Regions from separate parts of the Homo sapiens genome. Here region 1 is linked to region 2. Evidence: chromatin loops called from intact Hi-C (ENCODE). Cell type or tissue: dorsolateral prefrontal cortex. All regions are shown on one strand. Links, peaks and the distances in the headings refer to the core of each region. The heading gives the core; the rest is flanking DNA. Region 1 has its middle 69 kb from the start of KIF2A. Region 2 overlaps KIF2A (kinesin family member 2A).

Region 1 (2,929 bases), core at 121-2,620, 120 kb before region 2:
ATGTGCACTTTGAGCACCTTTTACTGTATGCTTAGTAACATTTCCTTGAATACCAGCATAGGAAAAAATTGGTTTTAAAAAAGGAAGCAGGCTGAACACGGTGGCTCACACCTGTAATCCCAGCACTTTGGGAAGCCAGGATAGGCAGATCCCTTAAGGTCACGAGTACCAGCCAGCCTGGCCAACATGGTGAAACCCTGTCTCTACTAAAAATACAAAAATTAGCCGGGCGTGGTGGTGCATGCCTGTAGTCCCAGCTATTTGGGAGGCTAAGGCACAAGAATCACTTGAACCCAGGAGGCGGAGGTTGCAGTGAGCCAAGATCACGCAACTGCACTCCAGTCTGAGCAACAGAGCGAGATTCCATCTCAAAAAAAAAAAAAAAAAAAAAAAAGAAGCAACTAATGGTGGAAGTAAAGCCACCCTGACATGATAACAAAAGAGTCATTTTGGGGAAATGACCTCATAACAGCAGTTTCCCCACTCATCCAGAGGTGAGTTGGTGTACTCTCCATGTAGTGACAATAAATATATTTATTAAATAAATAAATCCTGTGTCCATGATTTCCCCACAACTCCATGTTAGATCCTGTTATCATCCATTAGGTATTGAAGTGCTCTCAGCCAAGGAGCACTCGGGGGTTAGTTCTAGATTCCGAGGTAATACTACCAGAAACTAGAAAACGAGGAGAAACAGGTGTCTGAAAAGAGAATCAGAACAGAGAACAGAATCTGATGCAAGGAACTGAAGAAAAGCAAGCTGCAAAACTGACATCTCTTGCACTGCCTCCACTCACTATCTGACTATGTAGACAGAAACATCTAGGTTTTAGGTTGGTGCAAAAGTAATTGCGGTTTTTGCCATTAAAAGTATATTTAAGAATTAACATCCCTAATGAAAGGTACTTGAAGTTTAAGCCACTCTAAATACTAATAAGATACATAGTGTTTGCACATAGAAGGATAGAAAAGCAGGCAATGAGAAAAACTTCTTTGCTGCATATAACTGTCAGTAAATGTGGAAGCTTAGTGGTTCGGAATCTAATAGTTGAGACCAGTTTTCAAAACCACTCCCAATTTCAGGGCGCAGAATGTCTTAGTAACACCCACAAGTTTCATCTAACGAATATGACTAAAGCCAGAAAGCAGCCCTGAGGTTTTTCCGCAGAGAGTCAGCCCTGCCTGGGTCATACATGCCCCTATGCAAAGTGGGCCCAGCAGCTGTCCCCTCCTGGTGCTCGCCCTGCGGGGGAGCAGAGCCAGGGTGGAAACCTGCTATGGGCAGAATGAGGCTGCGCTGGGCTGGAATGAGCCACTCCCTTAGAGAATCTAAATGAGGATAAAGAATTTCTGAACCAGCTAGGAGCCAAAACCCATCCAAGAATAGAAGTGGAAGGGACTCAAGCTTTTTAAGTTTCTTCCACAGCAATCCAGATTCCAACATTGTTTCTAAGGAGGCTTTTGTTTCCCTGGAGAACTCTAGTTTCAAAGTGGACTTTCTTGCACAAAGAGAGCTTCAATAAAATTGGTTGTGTGAGTGAGTGTTAAGTGTGAATTCAAAGAAGAATATTAGGCTGGGTCTCAGGCATACGTTACTACTACACTATGTATCGTATTAGTAATCAGAGTGGCTTAAACTTCAAGTACCTTTCATTCGGGATGTTAATTCTTAAACATACTTTTAATGGCAAAAACTGCAATTACTTTTGCACCAACCTAATACCTAGATGTTTCTGTCTACATCTCAGAAGCCAGAGGTGCCTCTTGAGAACACTGAGGTACCCTGACAAGGACCACATCCAGACAGGAAGAGCACACAGCACAGTGGCTGTGAGCGTGGGTTTTCCATGAGATAGACCTCAGTTAGAATCTCAGCCTCAACACTTACTAGCCATGCAGTCAGGGGAAATCTTGCTGTATGATCCTGCTGAGCCTTGGTTTCCTTAACTGTAGAGAGACTAAGAATCTCTAACTTACTTGGGGATTCAATGCAATAATATGTATCACAGGCCAGGCACGGTGGCTCACGCCTGTAATCCCAGCACTTTGGGAGGCTGAGGTGAGTGGATTGCTTGAGCCCAGGAGTTTGACCACCCTAGCAACATGGTGAAACGCCATCTCTACCAAAAATACACACACACACACACACACACACACACACACACACACCAGGCAGGCATGGTGGCACTTGCCTGTAGTCCCAGCTACTCGGGGGCCTGAGGTGGGAGGATCACCTGAACTTTGAAATTTGAGGCTGCTGTGAGCCAAGACGGTACCACTACACTCCAGTCTGGGAGACAGGAGTGAGACCCTGTCTCAAATAATTATAATAATACATGTAATATTTAGCATTTTACCTGGCATATCATAAGTACTTGATATATTGTAGTCATTATAAAGGTCAAATTTCTCTCCAGGACTGGGTTAGAAAATATGAGGAAAATAGATAAGTTCATAGAACTAATTAGGAAAGAGAGAAAGTTAAACTCTCCTATGACTTGATAAAATGTCTGTAGAAAAAGACAATTTCAGCAGGGTTGCATCAGATAAATTGAACCCATCCCCTGCCACATTTGTCCCTCGGCCTTTATATCCTCAGCATGACATTGAACTGATAGGACCAGAAGGTACTGGGAGAAATGTAAAGATGGGATGTGACTGAATTTGGGGTGGGTGATTTGCTTCGCAGGAATTCTTTGGTTTTTGGAGAAGAGGGCCAAACTGTGATTTTGTCATGAAGCTGTCATGAAACTGGCATTTTATGATCATTTTTAAACTTCCATTATAGTTTTAAATAAGTTCCTGGCAGTCTTCAACTTTTACAAAGTCTTCCTGGAAACAGGGTCAGAAAACGAAAAGGGTGAAGCCAAATCCCTTTCCCCTGACATTTGCTGTGCTACAAAACAGACCGGGGTCCCTCTCAAAGCTG
Region 2 (2,929 bases), core at 204-2,703:
ATGGTAGTGTTTCAGATATATCTCCAGTTCAAGCTGCAAAAAAGGAATTTGGACCCCCTTGTATGTAAATTATGTATCAAGGATTTAGTCATTTTAGGCATACATGTATTCTCTCTTGGTCATCCTTTTAAGTCCTCAAAGAGTAAACACTCTAAATACAAGCTTGATTGCAGATTTCATTTTACCACTGTGGAAAATTTAACTTCTTCTTATTAGTCTGTTAATTGGGTTTTTTAAAGTATATTTTGGAGCAAAAATTTTTTTGTGAAATTATAGCAATGTTTCAGTTTGAGTTTAAAATTCTGGGCAGATGATAATTTGTCAGATGTTACAGAAGAATGTGTTGGGCTCCTTGATTCTTTGAATTAAAAAGTCTGTGTTTCTAAACCAAGAGATGACATGTATCAATATGTTTGAGTCATTTTTCTGGACTCTCATCTGTACATTGTCCTATTTTAGTTTTGGTAAAGCAGCTCATTAAGTAAAGCTCACGTAGTTGTTATAGGCATGCTTTGTCACTGTGTACCTTTTATGTGTGTGTGGTGAAGTTATACATAAAAAAAGTTTAATATTAGTACTCTAAAAAAGAAAACTATACTTCTACAGCTCATCTTTTCTTTTCAGCACGTAGAAAATCTAATTGTGTGAAAGAAGTAGAAAAACTGCAAGAAAAACGAGAGAAAAGGAGATTGCAACAGCAAGAACTTAGAGAAAAAAGAGCCCAGGTTCGTAACATAAACATATATTTTGTTTATGTACCAACCAGAGATTAGATTATATCAGTGAAGGTGATTGATGTGAACAAAATAATTAAGGCATTTTTTTTGAAGAATTTTAAGAATTCCTTAAATTGATATTGAGGAATAATATAAACTCTTGTGCAAATAAGTTACCGTAACACATTTTTACTGCATTGTTCTTTTCATGTTTTATTGGTATGTGTTAACGCTAAAATTTGTTCCATTAAGAAAAAGCCATTGTGTTACAGAATTCTAATGTGTATGGTGTAACATTTAAGAATTTTTATTTTAAAAAGACCTAAAAATACATTGGGAAAAATACCCAGTTAAAGTGCATGATTAAACTATAAATTTTATTATTGTTTTTCTATGGTTAGTAAGTTCACATGTCTTAGTGAAAGGGGGGAAATTCCTTGGATTTTCATTTATGCCACATATGAAGAGTGGATCTCTATTGTGTCCCCCTCAGGGTCCCTTCAGATGGTAGCAAGACTGTTTAATAGCAGTGGGAAAATTGCATAGAAAACTGGTCTTTTACTCTTCTACAGGTCTTTACATATTAGACATTTTGTTATTATACATAACTGCACCATTGTGCTTGTATGGCATCTATTACATTTTCAGAACTACTTTTCTCTAATAAAACATCAAGATTATTTATTTAATAGTATGTTCAAATGCCCTTAATCATGTTAAACTACCAGTTCAGATGTTGTGTTGTGGAATTGTGGACCTAGTATTATATCCAACCTGAATGAATCAGCTTTTATCTGAAAGTGACCTGAGAATGACCAGTTGGGTTTTGAAATGAATAATAAAACATATTATCTACTAATACTTAGCATAGATGCCACCTGGTGTTTCCTGTGGGTACTTCATAATACTTACACATCTCTCTGTGATCTCTTAATTCTCACTTCACAGTCTGCTTCTCAGTTGACATAGGTGGTATTATTTCCTAGAAGAAGGTTAATTGAAAGTAAGTTTCAGTAACAGTTTGTAATTTAGTTGCATTCAAAACAAATCTGAATATGATGTATAAAAAAATGTGACTTCTTAGAATGATTAATAATTTATTGTTCAAGGCTAGGAAAGACTGTTGACTATTGCTATTTGTATCTTAATCTGAATTTCTGTTTTGAAGCCAAATAAATTGTAGTTGGCATTCAAAAATTTGAATTTTAAAGTTTTTTTAAAATGATCTTGGCTTCTGATTCCTTTAAGTTCTATGTTCTGTTGATTTGGGGCAGTTTTGTCATTACTTAGTATTTTTTAGAAGGTCAGCAAAAATAGAAAATGAAGACAAATGAATCTGTATTTATACTTTGCTGAAACACTGGATTAAATTAGAAGATGAATCTGATTAAATGAATTTTCCTAGAATTTCAGCTTTTCTAGAGTTATTTGCCAGTGGTAACATGAGCATTATTTCTCTGTTGCTGCATTTTATAGGATAATTAAGGTATATGTATAACAGATGGATTTTTGAAATAGGTGAAGGGTAACTTCAATGAAGAGTCCTTAATTTGGAGTTAACAGAATGCATACCGACTAAGAGAATTGTGTTTGTAAAACACAATTTTACAAACACAAAGTGGTTCAGAGCTTATTATGAAACCACAACTGTGAAACTATATAATATCGTCAGTTTAAGTTTAGGCTTGGTTATGACAAATGGCACAATTTAATTTTAATTTTCAAACCAAATATAAATGTAACAAATACATTATTATATTTATAATGGTGAATTCTCTCTGTCTTCTAATAGGACGTTGATGCTACAAACCCAAATTATGAAATTATGTGTATGATCAGAGACTTTAGAGGAAGTTTGGATTATAGACCATTAACAACAGCAGATCCTGTAAGATTCTTTGTAAACCATTATTCTGGAACTTTTTATGCTTCAAATAAAAACGTGTTTGACACTTGCTAAATTCATATTGTGTTCAGCTATGTAGTTTTTCCTTTCCTTGTGGGTGCTCATTCCCCATATTTTAAGAAGAAAATCAAGAAATTATCCACATTAATGCTTATTTTCCATAATTTGGTATATGAGATATGCTCCCTATAGAGATGTCCTTCTCGAAGCAAAACCTCCCTGTCTTTGGGAGGGCAAAGCAACACTTAAAGGAGTGATAGCAGAAGACTCACTTTCCTTTCTGACTGTGAGTTATACTTTGATCTCA

Evidence for each region. A loop is a pair of places that touch in the nucleus more often than their neighbours do. Peaks named below come from ENCODE experiments on the same cell type or tissue, not always from the same donor. Only the 100,000 strongest peaks of a DNase experiment are listed, where the experiment ranks them.
Region 1: a loop joins it to region 2, with 4 times the contacts of the local background. A loop is called at or near these places in 78 of 110 quality-filtered maps.

Annotation. Positions count from the first base shown.
Region 1 is chr5:62,235,565-62,238,493 of GRCh38, forward strand. No RefSeq gene overlaps it. Among named protein-coding and RNA genes, the nearest start is that of KIF2A, 69 kb to the right of the region's middle. RefSeq lists enhancers at 752-1,253, 807-1,006, 1,254-1,753. In dorsolateral prefrontal cortex, for the core only: no CTCF peak of the experiment used is centred there; a DNase peak (open chromatin) is centred at 1,255.
Region 2 is chr5:62,352,651-62,355,579 of GRCh38, forward strand. It overlaps KIF2A (kinesin family member 2A), which reads left to right. Exons shown (of 21, transcript NM_001098511.3): 5 at 1-60; 6 at 625-725; 7 at 2,509-2,604. Among named protein-coding and RNA genes, the nearest start is that of KIF2A, 48 kb to the left of the region's middle. In dorsolateral prefrontal cortex, for the core only: a CTCF peak has its summit at 1,595; no DNase peak of the experiment used is centred there; H3K27ac peaks cover 1,318 bases.